Regions from separate parts of the Mus musculus genome. Here all the other regions are linked to region 3. A link is a loop called in an ENCODE intact Hi-C map of the cell type or tissue named here. Cell type or tissue: left cerebral cortex. All regions are shown on one strand.

Region 1 (8,000 bases), 1.0 Mb before region 3:
ACTTAAAGATCCAGCTATACCACTCTTGAGCCTATACCCAAAGAACTCTTCACCTTACAACACTTGCTTAACCATGTTCACTGTTGATCTACTTATAATACCCAGGAACTGGAGCCAGTCTAGGTGTCTGTCAATAGGAGAATGGATAAAGAAAATGTAGTACATTTGCATAATGAAATATCACTCAGCTATTAAAACCAATGAAATATACAGGTAACTTAGATGGAGTTAGAAAAAAATCATCCTGGGTGAAGTAACCCAGAAAGACAATTATGGTATGTGTTTGCTTATATGAGGATTCTAGCTGTTAAGTCTATGGTAAGGAGGCTACAATCCACAGAACTACAGAGATTAGGTATATAGCAAGGAACTGTGGTGGTGGTGGGGAAAGGGTCTTTGTAGGAAGGGGAAGTAGAGTAGACATCAGGCTAGAATGGAAGGATCAAACAGGGAGGGGAGAGACAATGGGAGTAAAGGAGAGACTATAGGGAGGAAAAGCTAACACTAAGGTCCACTGATGAGTTGTATGAAAACCTAATATAGTAGAATCTTCTTAAAATATATACATATATGAAAGAAATCTGGATGGAATCACCAACTAATGGGGGAGACAAAATCCCAACTAGATATTTCTCCTCATCTTGCCTCCAGTTCTAGAACTGGGTTGCAATCAAGGTATTGGCCCGTGAGATCCTATGGAAACCTCAAAACAACCTAGGCTATTGCCATAGCTACTGTTTGCTCTCTGTCAACTGGTAGTAAGACTCTATTGCTGAAGACAACATCTGTACATCTCATTGAACACAGAGAAGTCAAGTTGGTGTTTACCTAGAGCCTTTACCCCTATTGAGCAGTGTTTATGGTACTGAATGGTACTCTGCATGCTTCCAAGGGAGAAATATAAACACCGACCCAGCCATAAACCCTTTGATCTACAATGATGCTCTACCTACAAGGTATACTTTTACAACAGTGGCAAAAAGCTTATGGGAGTAAACAAGCCAATACACGATTGGATTAAAGTCCTGCTCTATGAGATGGGACCCATCCCCAACACAGATTGGGTGGCTAAGAACCTGAAACTAAATAGGCCAGTGACCTATGGCAAAACCAACTACTACTGTTCAGTTAAAGAATGTAGCAATAAAATGACTCCTAATGATATTCTGCTATACTGATAGATCAGTATCTTGCTCAGCTACCATCACAGAAGTTTTCTCCTGCAGCCAATAGGAACACATCCAAAAAGCCACAAGGGAACAAAGTGCAGAGAGTGCGAGACCTTGGAACACTCAGCCCTAAATGAGATTGCTCTATCACACACCCCCCTTCACCCCCAGTTCAGTGAACCCTTTGGAAGAGGAGGCAGAAAGAGTATAAGAGCCAGAGCGTGGGCAGGCATCAAGAAAAGAAGGCATTCCAAACACACAGGACTGACACACATATGAATGCACAGAGACAGTGGCAGCATGCACAAGGCCTGCACAGGGCTAAGCTAGTTGGGGTCCCAGAACTAGGAGGGGAAGTGGACACAACCCCACATTCTGAACCCAGGAACTATCTCCAATTGGTATTTGCTCACAAAGGCAAAATGTCCAACAGAGTCTCATGATATACACACCACTCTTAAGGGCAGGCCCATGGCCAGCAGTAGATAGTCAACGTAGAGTGAACTCAGTGACATTCTTGGAGGGTTTCGTTTCATAATGTTTTATCAGGACATTATTATTTTATTTTAGTTTCCCCTTTTGAGTTTTTATGAGATTTCTGTTTATAAACATATTTGCCTCTGTGTCTGTGTTTCCTGTGTGTTAGTATTCTGTCTAACCTCCAAACCTACAGTTCCTGGCAACAGCCAGGTAGGCTTTTTCTCTGCACGACCCAGCTCCCAGCCTCTGCCATGTGGGTTACCAGTCAGACGAGCCCAAACCAAACCACTCAGCTCCACATTTTCTGCTACCAGACTGACCGCCCAAGTTGCCATTGAGACCATAGAGACCACAGAGAACTGTTGGCTAGTGGACTCTGTCATTTTTAAAATAATATAACTGCTAAATTATTGTTTATTCTTTCTGAGACTTCTGACTATACTTGAAAGCTAGAGAAAAAAAGCTTTTACAGGTATAATCTGTTCTCTCCTTACCTAAACTCTGTTTCCATTAATTAAATGCTTCTTATTTCCTCTTCTTGCTATGCCACTGTTCTAATATTATCTGAGTTCCTATAAATTTGCCTAACTCTAATAAACATTTCACTATATGATCCAACTTTTTAATCTTGTTCTTTCTGTTCCACAAAAGGCTCATCTTAAAGCCTATTCATGTGGTTAACTCATGTTGTTATCTCTTTTATAAACTTATAAGCTATAGGAAACCCACTCAGTTTCCTCTCATGGACCAAATAGCCTCCATCCAGATAAGTACATCTGCCCAAAGTTCCCACTTACTACCTATTTCAAAGGGTGGGATTCCTCTGGGTTTCAATTGTACATCCTAAAAATTTTTTTCTTTCTCCCAAATGTACTTAATCTTATTCTTTACCTATAATAATGTGTTCCAATATCTTGTCAAATCCAGGCACTTACTACATCCAGGACAGCTCCAGAGAAGCAACCTCCAGATGCTCCAATCTCCTCTCTCAGACACATGCTTCTTACTGGACCTGTTCTTCTGACCTATCCTCAGATGGCTCCACAGGCCCTGGACAGCAAGGAGCCAACTCTCCTAAGACTGGACAAACAACCCCCATATCCATTCCTCTAGGTTCCCCAGAGACACGTCACCCCAGTGTCAGCATGAAGTGGTCAGATATCACTGACAACCCAATTCCTGCTTCACCATCACCTCTTTCTAATCTTTTTTTCCTTTTTTCTCTTCTCTTCTCTTCTCTTCTCTTCTCTTCTCTTCTCTTCTCTTCTCTTCTCTTCTCTTCTCTTCTCTTCTCTTCTCTTCTCTTCTCTTCTCTTCTCTTCTCTTCTCGTCTCCTTCTCTTCTCTTCTTCCTTCTTCTTCTTCTTCTTCTTCTTCTTCTTCTTCTTCTTCTTCTTCTTCTTCTTCTTCTTCTTCTTCTTCTTCTTCTTCTTCTTCTTCTTCTTCTTCTTCTTCTTCTTCTTCTTCTTTCTTCTTCTTCTTCTTTAACTAAACCAAGACTGGGAGATGTTGGTATTCTGTCTAAACTCCACCCACATAGTTCCTGGCAGCAGCCAGGTATGCTCCTCCCCATAGTTACCTGGAAATAGACAGGTAGGCTTGGCCCACTATAAAAGGGGCAGCTTGCCCCCCCTCTTACTCTCTTGTCTCCCTTACTCTTGCTTCCTGCTTGTCCCCTTTCTCCCCATTCTCTTCCCTCCTCTCTCTGCGTGGTCATGGCTGGCCTCTATGTCTCCACTCTCTCCTTCTCTTTGCCTTTCTCTGCCTCTACTACTCTCTTAACTCCTCTCCCCATGCCCTAAATAAACTCTATTCTATATTATACTGGTGTGTGTCTTGTCTCTCAGGGGGAAGGGACGCCTTGGCATGGGCCCACTGAAGCACCCCTTTTCCACACACCCTGCCAGAACATATTCTTATAGCTCTTTCTCTTTTTATGACCACAACATTTTCCTTCCTTCCTTCCTTCCTTCCTTCCTTCCTTCCTTCCTTCCTTCCTTCCTTCCTTCTTTCCTTTCTTTCTTGGCTCTTTTTTTTTGTTTGTTTGCTTGCTTGTTTTTATGCTATTACAATTTGTTTGTTTTTATTTTATTGTTATTTTTTTCTAATGAGAGACAGGAAAAAATTAGGGTGGATTTGGGGAGGGATAGAGATCTGTGGGGATCTGGGGGATGGAAAACCATAATCAGAATACATTGTATGAAAAAGGTCTGTTTTAAAGAAAAATTAGCAACAGAAAAAAAAAACAATAAAAAGGAAAACAACATCAAGAACTTAACTCTAGGTTTTTAATCTCAATTTTCCCAGAAAGCAGAACCTGGCCAAACACTACATACATCATCTTATGTTATCAAAGTATAGCATCCTGGTGAACGCATGAAGGGCACAGGAAGTGTGGCTGGGGATGACAGAAAGCTGTTTGAAGTTCCAAGTACTGTCACCACTTGATTTCAATAGATGCATCATTTCAAGAGGTCAAATAAATGTTTTCTTGGGGCTGGCCATTGGGGAATATGGTGAAGAATGTATCTGTGTCTCTGTTTCTCTTGCTCTAAGTTTTGGCTAGGGGACAACTATCCCCCTGGTACTTATGAATGCCAGACAGTAGAGGGTGCATGTGAGCTGTGCTAACAAACTGACACTCTCCTTCTCTCTGGTTGACAATTTGTTTATGAATCTTTGTGAATCTGTCTTAGAAGTTGGAGATGGGAGAGTTCATTGTCACATGTCTCTTTCCGAGTTAACAATCTTTCTGTGCTTTTAAGTTAGCAGATATTAATTGCATGTGGCTTTGTCATGCTGGGACATGATGTATTTTTGATCATTCTTTCCTCTCTTTTCCCCTGTTCATTTCTGCTAATCTCCTCTTTCTTTTCAAGTATTCCTTCTCCTCCTTTTATGTCTTCAGTGTGTGTGTGTGTGTGTGTGTGTGTGTGTGTGTGTGTGTGTATGTGTGTGTGTGTACACGTACACATGTTTGTGTAAACTAGAGTAAGCCAAATAATGCTGGTCTAAAAAACAGAATGTAGTGATAAATGATTCCTACTGACATTCTGCTATACTTATATTAGTGCTTTGCTCAGCTATCATCAGAGAAGCTGCTTCTTGCAGCAGATGGGAACAAATACAGAGACTCACAGTCAGATGTTATGTAGACATTGAGAGATTTCGGAACACTCCGCCTTATCAAATCCCTCTCCTCAGGGCTCTGGGAGCCCCCCCCCCCCCAGAAGAGGAGGTAGAAAGTGTGTAAGAGCCAGAGGAGATGGAGGACACCAAGAAAACAAGACCCTTTAAATCAATAAGATGGATATGCATATGAACTCACAGAGACTGTGGAGGCACAGGGCCTGCACAGATATGCACAGGATGGGGTCCTAGAGCTGAGATCAGAAGTGGACACAGGACCCCTTCTGTAAACCAGAAGCTATCTCCAACTGGTAACCACTTGCAAATGAAAAGTTGGTTTCCTCGGTGGGAGTCATTGGTTAACAAACTGCTCTTAAGGGTAGGCTGCATGCCTAGAAGTAGATGGTAAATAGAGATGACCTCAGAAGCATGTTTGGGGTCCCTTGGCTCATAATGTCATGTCAGGGCTTTTCCTTTTCTCTTTTTTATTCCTTTTTGAATTTATCTTATTTTAAAATTTTTATTACACACACACACACACACACACACACACACACCCTTCCCTCTTTTTAACCCTACCTGTGCATTATATTATGGCTTCCAATATAGTGTTTTCATGGGATTCTTGAGTGTGCAAAGGAGTAGGGTTCTGTTTCTTGTGCCTTCTCTTGCACTCTTTCCTTCTGCTTGTTCCTTTTGCCCAGTTTTTCTGTGATTTTTGTTTTATCACATGGTATTATCATATTCTATTATATCATTATCCCCTAGAAGCCTGTTTGTTTCCTAATGAGAGGCAGAAAAAGTGAGGATTCAGATGGGAGGGGAGGTGGTGAGGAAATGGGAGAAGTGGGAGGGGGATCATATGATGTGAGAAAAAATATTTTCAATAAGAGGAAAAATATAGACATCTCTTGGAGAAGAGAACATTATTCTCCTTAACTCTCATTTCAATTACTAATATTGACTTTTGTTCTGGGTAGTTTTATGCCAACTTGACTCAAGCTAGAGTCATCTGAGAGGAGGGAGGAAGCCTCAGTTGAGAAAATGCCACCTTAAGTTCAGGCTGTGGGTCAGCCTGAAGAGCATTTTGTTAACTAGTGATTGATGGGGGAGGGCTGAGTATTCAATGCTCAGTGAGTTATTTTGTAGGAACTTGGAAAATAAGAATGTTGAGGCCAGTTCAGAAGATGGAAGCCTGCATTGTGAAGTTTCAGAGGAAATTTTAAGGCCTAGTATGGCCATTTGTTATATGAATTAAGAGTATGTGGTTCTGGTCAGCAGGGCTGAAGAATCAGCTGTGATTAAGAGGATACCAGAACTACTAAAGTGAAACCTTTGCTATGGTGGGATACTCTCTGGAGCTGAGAAGTTAGCTGTGATTAAGAAGAGACCAGCATCGTTGAGTTGGAATCTTTTAGGAAGTGTTTCCTGAGAGTCAACACAATGAAGCTGTGTTCCAGAGGTGGCCAAGGTTGTACCTCTCGCGGGTAGCTGAACTTAGTATTGTGTAAGAGTCAGTTCAGGAGATGAAGGCCTGCAGCTGAAGCTTGGCTCTGTGAGAGGCCAGGAGAAGCCATTGGTGAAGGCAAAGCCTCAGTGGCAGTTACAGGCCCTGGTTTGAAGGAGTCAGTGAAGGGAGATTGAGGCTTGGCACCACGAAGAGAGCCTATGTGAGGCAACTGGTGAAAGTGCCTCCCAGTTGCAGCAGAAGACCCTAGCAGTTTGGAGATGCCCGTACCATAGACTGACAACCAAGAACACCAGCAGCAGTGGAGTGGAGCCAGCCAGAGCCTAGAAGACAAGCTTTGTGTCTTGCAGACACTGAGCCAGAGGAGAGACTCAAGTCCATTGGAGGAACCCAGAAGGTTGTAAGTCGATCCCAGACATTGAACATTGTGTTGTTTATTTAGATGCAGTTTGGTTTTACTTTGCTCAGATTGTGGCTGTGCCCTGGTTCTTCTTCCCTCTTGATGTAAGAAATTACTTAATTTAGTTTTAATTTTACAGAACTCCATAGTTAAGAGACTTACTTTAAACTTTAAAAAAAAAGAGATAGATTTTTGAGTTCTACAGAGAATTTGGATGTTGAGAGAAAATGGATATTTTTAAAGTGTCTGAATTTGCAAGACTCTGGGGCTTTTTAAGGTTGTAAGATGTTTTATATTATGGTGTCTTTGTTAATGTGTAATTCTGAAATTGTACAAGAAAGGAAAAGTTGTGGCTTAACTTTGTTAAGTTGAGTTTGTATATCAAATTGAAAAAGAGTTAGCTGTCCTGGCTGGTTTTATGTCAACTTGACATAAGCTAGAGTAATGGGAGAGGAGGGAGCCTTAATAGAGAGAATTTGTTTATAAGAATAGACTGCAGGCAAGCCTGTGGGTATTTTCTTAATTGGTCATTGATGGGGGAGGGGCCCAGCTCATTATGGGTGGTGCTATTCCTGGGACTGGTGGTTTTTGGCTCTATAAGAAAGTAGGCTGAGCAAGCCATGGGAACAAGCCAGTAAACCATGGTCTTTGTATCAGCTTCTGCCTCTAGGTTCCTGCCCTGTTCTGAGTTCCTGTTTTGACTTCCTTTGATAATGAACAGCAAGAAAGAAGTGTAAACTAAATAAATTCTTTCCTCCCCAATTTGCTTTCTTGTCATGATGTTTTATTGTACCATATCGTAAGACAACTTTATCTATTTATCTATTTTTCTGAGACATTCGATTAAAAGACAAGTTGCTGCTAGAGGTAGTACTGAAGGACTTTGTTATATGGTACTGGTGGACTTGGTTCTTATATGGTTGCTACATGGTACTGGTAGATTCAGTTGTTTTGAGGGAAGTCAGTTTATAAAAATTATGGCTTATGGCATGAAGCATCATCATTTGATGTTAGGGTTTTTTTGTTTGTTTGTTTATAAAAATAGAATCAGATTCTGGGTAGAGGTCAATGGTATGGCACTTGCCTAGCATGTGGAAAGATGGGTCCAATCCCATCAGTGTTACAACAGTAGGAACAGCAGGAAAAGTCTAAGCTGAGATCATAGACATGTTTACATCATGCTGTGCAGACTGAAGCATTCCTAAAGTTACTTTAAAGGACATTTCTCGAAACTCCCCAGACGACTATGATGAAAATCAGTCTCATGAATTAACCATAAGGTCAGGGGTGTAGACATTTGTATCACATCTCTACATTAAAGTTGAGACCATAACAGGAGAGCCCAGGACCTTGGG
Region 2 (8,000 bases), 1.1 Mb before region 3:
CTGGGTCCTTTCAGGAAGATCTTGCTAGTGTATGCAATGGTGTCAGCGTTTGGAAGCTGATTATGGGGTGGATCCCTGGATATGGCAGTGTCTAGATGGTCCATCCTTTCGTCTCAGCTCCAAACTTTGTCTCTGTAACTCCTTCCATGGGTGTTTTGTTCCCAATTCTAAGGAGGGGCATAGTGTCCACACTTCAGTCTTCATTCTTCTTGAGTTTCATGTGTTTAGGAAATTGTATCTTATATCTTGGGTATCCTAGGTTTTGGGCTAATATCCACTTATCAGTGAGTACATATTGTGTGAGTTCCTTTGTGAATGTGTTACCTCACTCAGGATGATGCCCTCCAGGTCCATCCATTTGGCTAGGAATTTCATAAATTCATTCTTTTTAATAGCTGAGTAGTACTCCATTGTGTAGATGTACCACATTTTCTGTATCCATTCCTCTGTTGAGGGGCATCTGGGTTCTTTCCAGCTTCTGGCTATTATAAATAAGGCTGCTATGAACATAGTGGAGCATGTTTCCTTCTTACCGGTTGGGACATCTTCTGGATATATGCTCAGGAGAGGTATTGCTGGATCCTCCGGTAGTACTATGTCCAATTTTCTGAGGAACCGCCAGACTGATTTCCAGAGTGGTTGTACAAGCCTGCACTCCCACCAACAATGGAGGAGTGTTCCTCTTTCTCCACATCCTCACCAGCATCTGCTGTCACCTGAATTTTTGATCTTAGCCATTCTGACTGGTGTGAGGTGGAATCTCAGGGTTGTTTTGATTTGCATTTCCCTGATGATTAAGGATGTTGAACATTTTTTCAGATGCTTCTCAGCCATTCGGTATTCCTCAGGTGAGAATTCTTTGTTTCGCTCTGAGTCCCATTTTTTTAATGGGGTTATTTGATTTTCTGGAGTCCACCTTCTTGAGTTCTTTATATATATTGGATATTAGTCCCCTATCTGATTTAGGATAGGTAAAGATCCTTTCCCAATCTGTTGGTGGCCTTTTTGTCTTATTGACGGTATCTTTTGCCTTGCAGAAGCTTTTCAGTTTCATGAGGTCCCATTTGTCAATTCTCTATCTTAAAGTGCAAGCCATTGCTGTTCTATTCAGGAATTTTTCCCCTATGCCCATATCCTCGAGGCTTTTCCCCACTTTCTCCTCTATAAGTTTCAGTGTCTCTGGTTTTATGTGAAGTTCCTTGATCCACTTAGATTTGACCTTAGTACAAGGAGAGAGGAAAGGGTCGATTCGCATTCTTCTACATGATAACAACCAGTTGTGCCAGCACCATTTGTTGAAAATGCTGTCTTTCTTCCACTGGATGGTTTTAGCTCCCTTGTCAAAGATCAAGTGACCATAGGTGTGTGGGTTCATTTCTGGGTCTTCAATTCTATTCCATTGGTCTACTTGTCTGTCACTATACCAGTACCATGCAGTTTTTATCACAATTGCTCTGTAGTAGAGCTTTAGGTCAGGGATGGTGATTCCACCAGAGGTTCTTTTATCCTTGAGAAGAGTTTTTGCTATGCTAGGTTTTTTGAAATTCCAGATGAATTTACAGATTGCTCTTTCTAATTTGTTGAAGAACTGAGTTGGAATTTTGATGGGGATTGCATTGAATCTGTAGATTGCTTTTGGAAAAATATTTTTTATTAGGTATTTTCCTCATTTACATTTCCAATGCTATCCCAAAAGTCCCCCATACCCTCCCCCCCACTCCCCTACCCACCCACTCCCACTTTTTGGCCCTGGTGTTCCCCTGTACTCGGGTATATAAAGTTTGCATGTCCAATGGGCCTCTCTTTCCAGTGATGGCCGACTAGGCCATCTTTTGATACATATGCAGCTAGAGTCAAGAGCTCTTGGGGTACTGGTTAGTTCATAATGTTGTTCCACCTATAGGGTTGCAGATCCCTTTAGCTCCTTGGATACTTTCTCTAGCTCCTCCATTGGGGGCCCTGTGATCCATCCAATAGCTGATTGTGAGCATCCACTTCTGTGTTTGCTAGGCCCCAGCATAGTCTCAGAAGAGACAGCTATATCAGGGTCCTTTCAGCAAAATCTTGGAAATCCATCAACGTAATCCATTATATAAACAAGCCCAAAGATGAATGACTTTTAAACACAGCATTTGGGAAATCTTTTATTTGCCTATCTTCCTGACTCTTGGTAAGTACTCTTCATAAGGTCACTCACTGCTCAACAGTGTGCGATAACAGCATTTGTTGTTATTGGAGGCATTATCAGTCCTATCAGTCAAGTCATAGGCTCATTCAAGTCCCAAGTCTTGCTTGAAGTAGTATTTGTGACTCAGCAGTCACATGACATAAGTTTACATTTGAATAGAGAGACTGGGGTGTGTGTGTGTTCATGCAGGCATGTGTGTGTGTATGCATGTATGTATGTATGTATGGGTGTTTTTGTCTCCATATGTCTCATGTGTGCCTAGTACCAGTGTAGGTCAGGAGAAGGCATTGAGTCACTCAGTATTGGAGTTATAGGTGGTTGTGAGTCACCATGTGGGTGCTGGGAACCGAGCCTGGTTCCACTGGAGGAACAATTAGAGATCTTAACCATCGAGCCATCTCTCCTTAAAACTTTCTGGGAAGCTTTAAGAAAACATTTTAACCTTAATATTTATTGTATTTTTAATCTCTCCCAAAGCACTAGTTTAAGAATTGCCAAAAATTTTCAGTATACTATTTCAGAAATGATCTAAAATAAGTGCTTAATCTTTTAAAGGGATAGACCTTTCATATGGTGAATAATGTTTTAGTTTTCAAATCTAGAAAAATCTATGTATGTGGAATGACTTAGTCTTAGACATTGTGGTAATGGGACTTCACTTAATAACACTTATTAAATAAAATACTGTCCTGGATGTGACTCCCTGCTTTCTGTGTAATAAAAGTGTTTTTCTTCTAGGATCAAAGGATGTTGTGATAAAGGCACAGGTTTTGGCTGGCGGCAGAGGAAAAGGAACATTTACAAGTGGCCTCAAAGGAGGAGTGAAGATTGTTTTCTCGTAAGTAATAGTTTCTTAAAGAAAAATTATTTAAATTATCAGATTGTTGAAAACACTGAGCGTTACCTGTGGTGTAGATTTTTTTCAATTGGAGAAGAGAAGAATTTGAATTTTTTTTCTTATTGTAGTCCAGAAGAAGCAAAAGCTGTTTCCTCACAGATGATTGGGCAAAAATTGATTACCAAGCAAACTGGAGAAAAGGGCAGAATATGCAATCAAGTTTTGGTCTGTGAGCGCAAATATCCCAGGAGAGAATACTACTTTGCAATAACAATGGAGAGGTCATTTCAAGTGAGTACTTGTAGACAGGACACATCAGGATTTACATCTGACTGTCAGTTTCAGAGGTTGAGCATTATATACATGAGGAATAAGACGTATTATCCATTACTCACAGAGAATTTGTCAGGTTTGAAAAATAATATGGTAGAATTTGACATGTAATATAGTTTCTAAAAAGCGATAGGGGAATTCCACTGTAATACGTTTCATGGGGTTTTCAAATGATTAATTCTTTAGACGTACCTTAAATCTCTGGAAATTGTATTTGGGTTAATGGACAGAGAAAATTAGTTCTTTGCATTGTAAAGTAGTCTTACCAAAGAAGAAAGAATAAACCAAAAAATAGCATCCTGTTCTTTTTCTGCTTCTAGGTTTATTTTACTTTACTGTTTTGTTTATGTTTCATGTTTGACTTGTTTATTGGTGTGGTGGAAGGTGATGATGAGTGTAAATGATGCAGCCATAAGGGAACGAGGGATTTCAAGGAGCTTTAGTCCTGCTTTGTTCCCATTATGGAACCAACATTTTAGCATTGAACATAGCATCCGCTTCAGTACATACCCGGTGTACTGAAGATACAGTGTATAGAGGGCTGCTTGGGATGTTACTAGCTTCTTGTTTGAAGCAAACTATTCATGTTTGAATTGGTATAGAAAATTATTATTGTGTGCTTTAGAGTAACAAAATTTAAAGATCATAAGATAGTTTTCTATATAACAGCTTTAAAAAACAGTATTCTTCTATATTGTGATACTTGCCCTCCCACAGTTAAAATCTTCAGTAATAAAAGTATCTTATGATTTTTTTTTTTTGGTTTTTCGAGACAGGGTTTCTCTGTATAGCCCTGGCTGTCCTGGAACTCACTTTGTAGACCAGGCTGGCCTCAAACTCAGAAATCCACCTGCCTCTGCCTCCTGAGTGCTGGGATTAAAGGCGTGCGCCACCATGCCCGGCTGTATCTTAAGATTTTTAATTCTTATTAAGGAGTATTTCTTGAGATATAACACTAGGTGGTAGCAAAGCCCCACTTGGTATGATTTTTAAAAGTATTCCTTTTTTCTGTATGGTATAATTGAGCTTTGTAAATGATTTCAGCAATTATCCCACAATAGTCTAAGCACAAAGATTGGCAGAAGTTGTGTTTCATGTATTGACTTGGTTTTTGTACACATTCTTTTCTCACTTGGTATACATCAGTACCTATCACCCTGTTAGTTATGTAAATGTCTGGACAAAGCAAGAGAGACTAGTTCTTTTTATTTTGTTAAGTTGATGAGTGTGTGTGTTCATGTGTGGGTGTGTGCACACACGCACAGGTGTACATGGGATACATGTGCCCATGGGCTATATGGAGACCAGCAAGCTCCCAGGACCCACCTGTCTCCACTTGCAACGGGTTACAGGGCTCCTTGTTGTGTCCAGACTTCTTTCTTTTTTTAAAAATGTGGTTTGCATCAGTGTAATAGTAACAAAAGGAGCCCTGGAAGCCTGGCACAGCCCAAGTGACCTCAAACTCGAGTGTCCTGCCTTCCTGCCTGCTCCCTCAGTGCTAAGGTTATATGCAGGCACAGCCACACCTAGCCATGGCGTTGCTCTGGGCTTTGGTAGGAACACGTGAGAATCCTTGAGCAGGCATGTCTGTGAACTCATGTGTCAGACTGACAGACATCACCTTACCTTCACTAGCACTTCGTGAGATGTGACATTTGCCTACTGCCGTTTGGTATTGACTTTGCCCTGAGAAAACAGAATTCATCAGATGGCCTTTGTTAAAGACTTTTTTTTTTTTTTTTAAGATTTATTTATTTTCTGTATGTGAGTACACTGTCGATGTCTTCAGACACACCAGAAGAGGGCATCAGATCCCATTACAGATAGTTGTGAGCCACCATGTGGTTGCTGGGAATTGAACTCAGGACCTCTGGAAGGGCAGTCAGTGCTCTTAACTTTAGCTGAGCCATCTCTCCAGCCCAATAGATCTTTATTTTATACTTTAAATTCAAACTTATTTTAAGACAAGGATTCTTGAGGGACAAAGAACTTAGGTTTATGAAAGTAAAAATAACATTATTAGTGTAAATATATACTCATTCATTCATTTAGTTTTTTGAGACGGTTTTTCCGTGTAGCCCTGACTGTCCTGGAATTCACTCTGTACGTCAGGCTGGTCTCTAGTTGAGATTCACCAGCCCCTGCTTCCTGAGTGCTGGGACAAAAGGCAGGCGCCACCACACCTGACTTGGGCACAGATCTGTGGGCTTCCTTCATCCTCTCTAGTTTGATAATTCCCCAGAACAATGTACAGACTATACTGAATGCTGTACCTAGTAATTACGCTTATTATCAGCCATGGGGCAAAGGTCACAAGCAGTCAGATAGAGACATACAGAGCAAGGCTGAGAGCTTCTTAGACATGAAGCTTTGTTTCCAGTAGTACCACATTAGTGATTTTTCTGTGTTGTGTTTTCATTGTCTTTGTGTCTCCTCTTCTCCCATCAAGCTGTCTGACAATATGCAGAACGCTGACAACCAGAAGGGGTCTCTCTCCAGGTTTCTGGAATCTAGAGGGTTTCTTACTTTTAAAAATTTTAAATTATGTTAAAATCAAATGACTCAAAGTTTACCATCTATGGATGCATGCACATATATCTAAAGTTTGCCATCTATGCATGCATATATATCTAAAGGTTATTGGACACTGATTTCTGGCACTGCCTTTTGTGAGTCAAGGTCTAGACTTGCCTTGAACTTGTTATGTAAAATGGGTTTTTTAGAATTTAGGGTGATCCTCCTGCCTTAGCGGTAAAATACTGGTATTATAAGCATGTGCCAACTCACACAGATTGATTGTAGAACTTTTTATTTTGCAAAATTGAAACTATATTTATTGAACACTTCACTTTTCTCTTAGCTAGGTGATGGCCGCCATTCTTTCTCAGAGTTTGGCTATTTAGATGCCTGTGTAAATGTAGCATTTGCATTTTTGTGACTTGCTTATTTCATTTTTCAAATGTCTTCATCTGTGATAAGTAATATATGACAGTACTTTTCTTTTTCTTCCCTTTTCCCTCCTTCCCTCTCTCCCTTCCCTGTCTCCCTCCTTTTCTCCGTCCTTCATTTTCAGTTCTTTTGACTACACACAAGCAAGATCACTGGATCATATGCCAGAATGGTTTCTGTTTTTCACCAACTTGTGCAGGGCTCCTAGTCTTTCATTTTCTTGCCAGTACTTATTTTCTAATTTTTTTGATAGTGGCTTTTTTAAAGGATATAAAATGATACCTCACTGTGGGTTATCAGATTTTTAAAATTACACTTAATATCATGTCTCTGTGTGTGTGTGTGTGTGTGTGTGTGTGTGTGAGCGTGTGTGTGTGTATGTGTGTGTGCATATCCATGCATGCCTAACTTCCTTCCACCTCGTGAATACTGGGTTTCGAACTCAGGTTGTCAGGCTTGGTAGTGCATGTCTTTACCTAGCGTGAGCATCATGCAGGTGCCTTATTGTGGTTCTGATTTATGCTTCTATAAAAATTGATGCCACTGAATCTTCTTACATGCTTGTTGTCCGTATGTATATCTTTTTAGGGAAATGCTATTCAGTACTTTGCCCATATTTTAATTTCCTTCTGTAGGTTGGCTTTCATTTTGTCTGACTATTTCCTTTGCTGTGCAGAAGTTTTCAAGCTTAATACAATCACACTTGTTACAACCTTTGTTCCTTATGTTTTTGGTATGATTTGTAAGAAATCATTGCCACACTCATATCATAAAACTTTCCTCTGTATTTGCTCCAGGGCATATGTTAGGGTCTTCAATTTGTTTTATAGTTTCAGGACATATGTTTGGGTCTGCAATTCATTTTGAATTAATTTTTCTCTCTTGACTTAATGTAATTTTATTCTTCTGCATCTAAATATCTCCTTCCCATTACATGTAAAAAAGACAGTATCATTTACCCTTTGTGTATTGTGGCTATTGCTGCTTATCATGTGACTCTATGATGTATGAGAGATTGTTTGGGCCTGATAATGCTAGTCCGTTGGTCTTTATGGCTAGTATCATACTATCTTTCTTGAGACAGGGTCTATTTATGTAGCTTAGTCTCTGTCCTCCTGCCTCAGGCTCCCAATGCTATGATTTCAGACATGTGCTTCCATGCTTGGCTTCATACTGTTTTGATCATTAGAGTTTTGTGGTAATATTTTGAAATCAGGAAAGATGAGGTTCCCAGCCTTTGATTTCTCAAGACTGTTTTGCCCATTATGACTGAGCTTGCAAATGAATTGAAAGATGGAGGGAGAAGAGGAGAAAGAAGACCCTAGGCATTGGTGTTTTAGTAGGAATTCCATTGAGCCTGTGGGTTGCTTGGGTTAGTAGGAACGTTTACACTTCCTCTCACCTCTTGGGCCAGTCAGTATCTTTCCATATTTTGTGTGTCTTCAGTTTCTTTCAGCAATGTGTTATAACTTTTAGTGCATAAAAGTCATTGGCTATGTTTAGTATTATGTGTTGTTCAGGTTGGTGCTGTTACAGAGGCACTTTCGGCCTCTTCAGGGTGTTTATTTTAGTGTATCGAAATAAAACAGATATTTTTTTTTGCCTGCTAATTTTGTATCGAATTTTGCTAAAATTATTTTAGTTTTGTATGTGTGTGCAATTCTTGGGTTTTCTATGAGAATGATCATCTTA
Region 3 (8,000 bases):
GTTTACAGAAGAAGTCGTGAATGCTGATAGTATAATATGAAGTGGGAAGTTAAAAAAAAAAGTAGATAAACTAGACCCTTGTCCTCTTGCCCAGTGTGTGCACGAGTACATATGTGTGTGAGCGCGTGCGTGTGTGGGTACGTGGGGGGGGGAGTACATGCGTGCATATGTTCCTGCATGTGTCATGTGTGTGATACATGTTAAACTGTCCCTGCGGTTAGTCTGTTGATCTCTAGATGATGGTGTTAGCGGTCATTTGTATTTGTTTCACTTTGCCTCTGCATGTGTTTTTGCCAGTTAATAAGTAAAAAATAATATAATTCGAAAAAATATAGAATAAGAATTAGCCCAATCTTCATTGAAGTAATACTCTTAAAGTAAGTTGGCATCACTTTCTTGACCAGGCATTAAGTGGTGATGCTTGTACCTTCATAGTCTCAGTCCCTTGATGGTCTGTCTCACTTTTCATCCTTTTTCAGGTATATCCATGCCAATCCCAGTCTTCGGGCTACAGGATGATTCGAAGGTCTTTAAGGAAGGGAGCTGCCTGCTCGCCGATGACAACTTTGTCCTCATAGGCTCTTTTGTGGCATTTTTCATCCCCCTAACCATCATGGTGATCACCTACTTCCTGACTATCAAGTCACTTCAGAAAGAAGCCACCTTGTGTGTGAGTGACCTCAGCACTCGGGCCAAATTATCCTCCTTCAGCTTCCTCCCTCAGAGTTCTCTGTCATCAGAAAAGCTCTTCCAGCGGTCCATCCACAGAGAGCCAGGCTCCTACGCAGGCCGAAGGACGATGCAGTCCATCAGCAACGAGCAAAAAGCATGCAAGGTGCTGGGCATCGTGTTCTTTCTGTTTGTTGTAATGTGGTGCCCATTCTTCATCACCAATATCATGGCCGTCATCTGCAAAGAATCCTGCAATGAAAATGTCATTGGAGCCCTGCTCAATGTGTTTGTCTGGATTGGTTATCTCTCCTCAGCCGTCAACCCACTGGTATATACGTTGTTCAATAAAACTTATAGGTCCGCCTTCTCACGGTACATTCAGTGCCAGTACAAGGAGAACAGAAAGCCGCTGCAGTTAATTTTAGTGAACACTATACCAACATTGGCCTACAAGTCTAGTCAGCTCCAGGTGGGACAAAAAAAGAACTCACAGGAAGATGCTGAGCCGACAGCTAATGACTGCTCCATGGTTACACTAGGGAACCAACACTCGGAAGAGATGTGTACAGACAATATTGAAACCGTGAATGAAAAGGTTAGCTGTGTGTGATGGACCGGATGCTGGGACGATTGCCCAGGGTGTGTGAACAAGTTTACACCCACGTGTGTGGGGGCAGGATAAGGAGGCTCAGATCAAATTAGACTACTCCAGTGGACCAACTATAATGTCCGGACAGCATTTGAACTAGGAGTGTTGTGATGCTTTTAACATTGCCAATGAGATCTTTAAAATCATTGGCCTTTATTGTACAATTGTAATGAGGCATAAAATCCATCTAATTAACTTCTATTGTCAAATAGAAACCGGGCTGCCATGTTGTTGATGGGTAGCATGGGAGTAAGTTGGTGACATATTGTTGTATATAAAAATAGCTATAAATACTGAAAATAATGAATAGCCTCTTTAAAAACAAAAATGAGTGTTTCAAATTCACCACAACATATATTTTGAAAAGAAAAATAGACAGTATTATGACATTTGTATTGCTAATACAATTCATTGAAATACTTGACGATATTTTTCATTCTTGCTTTTTTCATAGATGCCATTTTGAAATGTTCACAAGACCGCTGGCATTTGCTGCATTTGTCATTAATTCTCAGACGTGGAAGGGTCTTAAATGTTATTCAATAACTCGCTGCTTTCTCTTCTACTTCTTGGGCTTTACCTGAATTTGCAATGTGGTCTTATTTCGTATATTTTTCTTCTCTGTAAACTATCAAAGGGTAATTCTACTTTTCCAAGTACAGTTCTAGAACTCGCTTCAAAGAAACAGCATCCCGGAGGTATTTGGTAACTCACTAGGGAAATGACTGTGTTGCGCATGCGCCCTTTGAGCAGTGACCAGTACAAAGAGTTGACTGTCACAGCTGAACATTAAACTCAGGTTTCTCGCTGTTAGCAGTAGCTTCTTAGGTTATTTCTGTAAAACTCAAGTGACTTTCATATTGACAGTTATCAGGTAAAACTGGTGTTTTCAAAGAGCTGGCAACGTAGCCCAGTTGATAAAAGAGTGCTTGCCTAACATGCAGGAAATCCTAGTGTGGATGCCCAACACTACATAACATAACATAACATAACATAACAGGCACCACGGTGCATGGCTGTAATCCTAGCACTTAGGAAGTGCAGGCGAGAGGATCAGGAATTCAGTCACCCTCAGCTATTTATCTAGTATGAGGCCAATGTGGACTGCATGAGAGACTCTGTCTCCAAACTAAATAAATATAGGGTTTTTTAATGATACTTTTAGATTAATGTATTTATATTATTTATAAAAATGGGTTAGCTTGGTTCCACAGTGATCTGTTGACTGTATCTTATGAGTGGAGCAGTTTCTTAGTTAATAAGGATATTTAAAAAAAGATATATAAGATTTTTGCATTAAAAATGACAACTTAATTGGTTGTTATCAAAAAAAAGTATATAGATTCATTTTCAGAATCAACCAGTTCAATTTTTTCCTTACCTGATTCAGAAAAGAGTTTGTATCAACTCTTGAGAATTTTTTTTAATAATTCTCATTGGTTATAGATATTTGCCAAGGAAACAAGGAAATGGGAAAATATCAATTGAATCAAAGATTGCATGTAATGCATAAAAATAAACACCACAAATTGGGTCCAATTTATAAATACAAGGTTAAAAGCAATATTTTTGTTGCTTCCCTCTAAAACTACATTCATTTTGCTCTGACAGACACTAGCTTCCAGTCAAAAGGCAAGTATCAGCTACCATAACGTTCAGTAGAAATGGCTACTACAGACTAAGGCCAGTTATAGTGAATCCACCATGACACTGTGACACACCGGTGAATTGCACATTACTGTTGAGACAGAGTAAAAGGCTGAAACATCCTTATTGGCTACAAAGGTGTTTTGTTGCAAGCCTTTGGGAAATGTTACAGGTTTAGGAACTAAAGCATGTAGAAAACTTCATCGTGTAAGTTGGAAATTAAGGTTTTCCTAAGTATGTCTTTACAGACACTTTGAATGAAGGTCATGGCTTCAGGTCTAAAATTTATAACATGTCACCAGTCCCAAGGTTATACTTGAAAGAAGTTAGTCCTTAGTGATTAGACTATACTGACTAATAAAAAATAGAAGTGTTAAGAAGCCTGTTCTAATGTGTTTTGCCTTAGTTTGAAACTCTGCACATGCCAATACGTATGAAGGAACGGGTGCAGATTCTAATTCCATGAACTTACTCTTCATCAGAATGAACAGAAACCCCGCTGAAAGGTGTCTTTTGACTACACATATATTACCAGTGTGTATGTGGCTTTTCCCTCTCTGTAACTATCTCTTAAAGGGTATATAAGAAAACGTGTACCTGTATATATATGTACAGACATGTTCCATGCACTTTATTCAACATTTATATATTTATATGAAGAAGAGCAAGTGGTGAAAACATACACATGTGCATGTTTGAATCATGTTGATCTAAATGTGAATTAATGTTCTAATATTCCCATGACCTTCCATGACGGCCAAAGGAGGTTACTGTGTAACAGAGGTACACTTTAAATAAACTGGAAGATGCTTTAATATAAGGAAAGATTTTAACACCATTCTATCAGGGTGTTGAAAACAAATGTCTATATTCAGTTTATTAATCTGAAGTTGAATGATAACTTTAGGCCTCTCTTTAGTCTGGTACTTCTAGACATCTATGGCTTCTTAGATATACTCCTCTCCCCAGGAGGGGAGAAAAAAATAACCATTGAATGATTTATGGATCCATGATGAAAGGATTCACTTCTAGTCAATATTATTAAAAGAGTAACAAACTTCACTCTTCTTTAAGTTGATTGATAGAGTCTACTAGACTTAAGGGATTCAACGCCATATTTAAGAAAAACTCAGTTAAAGCTTACATAATCTATTGGACCACAGCGCCATCTCATGGTCAGTTTTGAAAAATGCTACTGTAGTCCAAACTGCTACCGGGCTGCTTTTAGCAAAAGGGTTCTTCTCCCATTTTGTGCACTGATGAAACATATTTATAAAAGTGTTAAGTTATTCTGTGCCATAATGTAACAAATACAGTGAAGATTTATTTTATGTACTGGTTTTAATCTATTCTAAAATATTTCAAGAATGAATGATTAATTGCAAATAAAGTCCACTTAAAAAAAAAAAAAGTTGACTCCAGAGTTGTGTTTGCTAGAAGGAATTGTCCCAGACCTCCCAGGTCTTCAAGTTGGGGATAGTTGGAAAGCAACAACCTGTGCTTCTGGCTTCAACTATCTCACAATGCTAGAATCCCCTGCATCAGCTTAACGGTCATGAGTCAGCTTCCAGTCACATAGGTTCTCTGTGTCCTACTGATACAACCCAGAAATATAGAGACACACACATATAGGTGTGCATATGCATTACCATACATGCACAAACACACACACACACACACACACACACACACACACACAAACACCAGCACAGGAACCATAGTTAAACAGGGATATGTAACATCATTAAACAGGCCAGAAAGTCACATGACTCATCATTGCACCTTTAAGTGTAGGAACAAAGCAGGGCTTTATGCCTGTAACCCCAGCATCAGAAGGTGGGGGGAAGGATGCCTACAGATTACAAGGCTTTATATGACACCTTGTTTCCAAAAAAAAAATTTAATGAAAAAAAAGTGTAGAAATAATTACAAAGAGGGAGAGTAGTTTTTTTTTTCCAGGTTGTTATGTGTTGAGCACCTACCTACTGTAGAGTCCATGTGTTCAGCTGTTTTGTTTATTTTACATACATGGACTCCTTCACATCTAGCCTAAAGGTAGGAATAGTCTATTTTGAAAATGAGAAAACTGAGATTCAGTTAGTGATGTGTCAAAAGCCACACCACTAATAAGAAATATAGCACTTCAAGCCGGGGCCATCTGATTCCAACCCCTAAGTGCTTCATCCAAGTGGGAGAAGAAGGACATTTCAGAACCCAAACTCTCCTGTTTCCACATTTGCTTCTTGTTATACACTGGCTATAAGCTTAAGTCGTCCTAAACACCCTGTACCTCATTGGAATGTCTCTAGGATGCACAGGTTTGGGTCACGCCCTGCCTAATTGACAGAGATGGCTACCGCAGATCATAGCCGTCCCTGACAGCCTGCAACACACTGGAAGTGTAAAAACTGGGTTTGCTTGCTTTAGTTTTGGTTTTTGTTTTTATTATTAAGATACTAAGAATTGGATCTAGGATCTTACAGTGCTAGGTAAGCATCCTGCCACTGGGCTGTAGCCCCAGTCGTCGTCGTCTTCTTCTTCTTCTTCTTCTTCTTCTTCTTTTTCTTCTTCTTCTTCTTCTTCTTCTTCTTCTTCTTCTTCTTCTTCTTCTTCTTCTTCTTCTTCTTCTTCTTCTTCTTCTTCTTCTTCTCCTTCTTCTTCTTCTTCTTCTTCTTCTTCTTCTTCTTCTTCTTCTCATCCTCCACCTTCTCCTTCTTCTTTTTACTTTTTCCAATTTTTTATTAGGTATTTTCTTCATTTATATTGCAAATGCTATCCCAAAAGTCCCTTATACCCTCCCCCCCTCCCGCCCGCCCTGCTAAACTCCTCTTGCCTTCAAGCCCTTTCCCATATTCATGTATGTCTTTCCTTCTGTTTTATGGCTCACTGGTTCTAACCAGGACCATTTATGTGAGCGTGGGTTTTAAGCTGTTAACTGGAGCTTGGTGGATTCATCCATGGGCACAGCTCTGAAGACAAGGACTGACTCTTGTCCAGAAGCTACAGGTAGCCGATATTTCAGCAGGGGGATGGGCTCTGGGGGCTCCTTCCTAACCTACAATGGACTAGTGTCAGATCTAGAGATGTGCAAGTCCAACGGAGGCAGCCTCAGATGCTGTGGGATCCTGATTGCAATGGCTGTCATGCCCAGGAAGTAGCATTTCAAAGACTTTTGCTTCATCTCCTGGCTCTTACATTTTATTTCTTCTCCTTTTACTCAGTGTTCCCCCAAGTCTTACCAGGGGTGATTAAAATAAAAAAAAATGTTGTGTTTAAGGCTCAGCACTCAGCTATCACTTAGTGTCAGCAGGGAGAGCAGCTTGGTTCTCTGCATTCAATTCTCTCTGCATTCAATTCTGCTCACTGGAAAGAAAGGTTTCTCTGATTAAGGCTAAGATTAGTATTTGTCTATGGGTATAATTTACTATAGAAGTAAATATTAGAAGGCAGCTATACAATAGGAAGTTTCCACCTAGGGCCTAAGACCTGCTGGCATTGTTTTTTACTGGGATAACTGTGCCAGGCATGAATCCCCTCCTGTGGAGTGGACCTCAAGTCTAATCAGAGACTAGCTGGCTACCCTGTTAACACAAAAACATCACTCTCTTTTGCGAATGGAATAAGAAATAGTTGACTTTGAAGCTAAAAAAAATATGAACGAGTACAGCCTGGGAACATTGATTTTGATTACCCAAAATTCCATGTTACAACATGGTAACATACAGTAGTAAAACAAAAGGAGATGTAAATCAAGCATTTTAAAAATACATTGGTAAAAACAATTAAGTTGGCATTTACAGCACAGAGGAAAAATCTCAGCTATAGACCTCATATGCTATCCAATGATACTCAGGGGTTTTGTTAAGTTAGTACATTCCAAAGGTATCTGATAGTCACCAACTGTAAGATCAGACACAGACCTGTTTAGGGGACTAAATGGCTCAAGATAAATGCTATTGGCTCTGGACCTCTCCACAATCATTGAAGTGCTAGTCAGTTAATCATCCTTGCAGAGGTGCAGCTGAAGGCTCAGTTTCTTTCTAGGGTGTTTCATTCACCACTCCATAACAATCATCACTTTTGCACCAGTGAGCATTGTCTGGCAGGTTAACATTACAATTCATAGAGTTTGCAGCTGATTAAGACTCTCTTAATGCCTTTTCTCTCCATATTAATCAGGGTTCCCTAGAGAGGGGAAAACTGATAGAATGAATGAAGAGTTTATATATATATATATATTATATTTTACATATTTATATACATATAAATATGTAAAATATATATATATATGTAAAATTCCAAGGGATTTATTAGAGTTCCTTAGTCCAAGAAGCCAGTAGTTTGCTTTGTCCACAAGGCTGGATATCTCTGCTGGTCTTCAGTAAGTATCAGATCCCATATAAGTAGGCTTCCATTGAAACAAAACTGAGGGTGAGCAGGCAGAGTCAAAGCTTCTTCCATTCTTGTTCTTTACATAGGCCGCCACCAGAAGGTATGGCCCAGAATTAGGGTGGGTCCTCTGACCTCAAGTGATGTGGATTTAAAGTCTCCCTACTGGTAATGGCCCAGTTTAATAAAAATCCCTCCCAGGTGTAGTCAGCCACTTGGGTTCTATTTAATTGCACATTTAGCCAAGTTTACAACCAAGAATAGCCATTTTACTCTCCCAGCATCCTGTGTAGCACCTTCTAGGACTACGAGAGCCATCTAGCAGAGGTAAAGCTTCCAGCTCAACTCCAGCTTGACTTCTCTTTGTGTTCCACTGAAGGTATGTAGCGTCTTCAGCAAGAGGGTTGATCAGCTAGTCTTGGTAGGCACTCAAGAGGAATTGTAAGAGCCTTACAATTTACCACCAGTCTGTTCCCATGAGCCAGCACACCATACAAAGTCTTTCTGCTTACTTAGAACCTCCTTCATGCGGTCCAGTGGCAGCTGAAGACAGACAGAAAACTCAGATCTGGTCTGCTGCTCTTGTTTGACCTTAGGAAATTGTTTCCTTTACCTACAAAGTAGACCAAAGACTTAGAGATAA

Evidence for each region. Peaks named below come from ENCODE experiments on the same cell type or tissue, not always from the same donor. Only the 100,000 strongest peaks of a DNase experiment are listed, where the experiment ranks them.
Region 1: a loop joins it to region 3, with 6 times the contacts of the local background. A loop is called at or near these places in 6 of 42 quality-filtered maps.
Region 2: it touches region 3 in a loop (2.5-fold over the local background); 2 of 42 quality-filtered maps call a loop at or near these places.

The regions. Positions count from the first base shown.
Region 1 is chr14:73,696,191-73,704,190 of GRCm38, forward strand. No RefSeq gene overlaps it. Among named protein-coding and RNA genes, the nearest start is that of Gm24540, 68 kb to the right of the region's middle. In left cerebral cortex, a CTCF peak has its summit at 4,262; a DNase peak (open chromatin) is centred at 4,269.
Region 2 is chr14:73,565,708-73,573,707 of GRCm38, forward strand. It overlaps Sucla2 (succinate-Coenzyme A ligase, ADP-forming, beta subunit), which reads left to right. Exons shown (of 11, transcript NM_011506.4): 3 at 2,927-3,026; 4 at 3,155-3,317. Among named protein-coding and RNA genes, the nearest start is that of Sucla2, 17 kb to the left of the region's middle. In left cerebral cortex, a CTCF peak has its summit at 4,317 (motif pointing right); DNase peaks (open chromatin) are centred at 2,498 and 4,456.
Region 3 is chr14:74,705,116-74,713,115 of GRCm38, forward strand. Htr2a (5-hydroxytryptamine (serotonin) receptor 2A) reads left to right here. Exons shown (of 3, transcript NM_172812.3): 3 at 480-1,744. The coding sequence ends at 1,282. Among named protein-coding and RNA genes, the nearest start is that of Esd, 23 kb to the right of the region's middle. In left cerebral cortex, a CTCF peak has its summit at 4,147 (motif pointing left); a DNase peak (open chromatin) is centred at 4,140.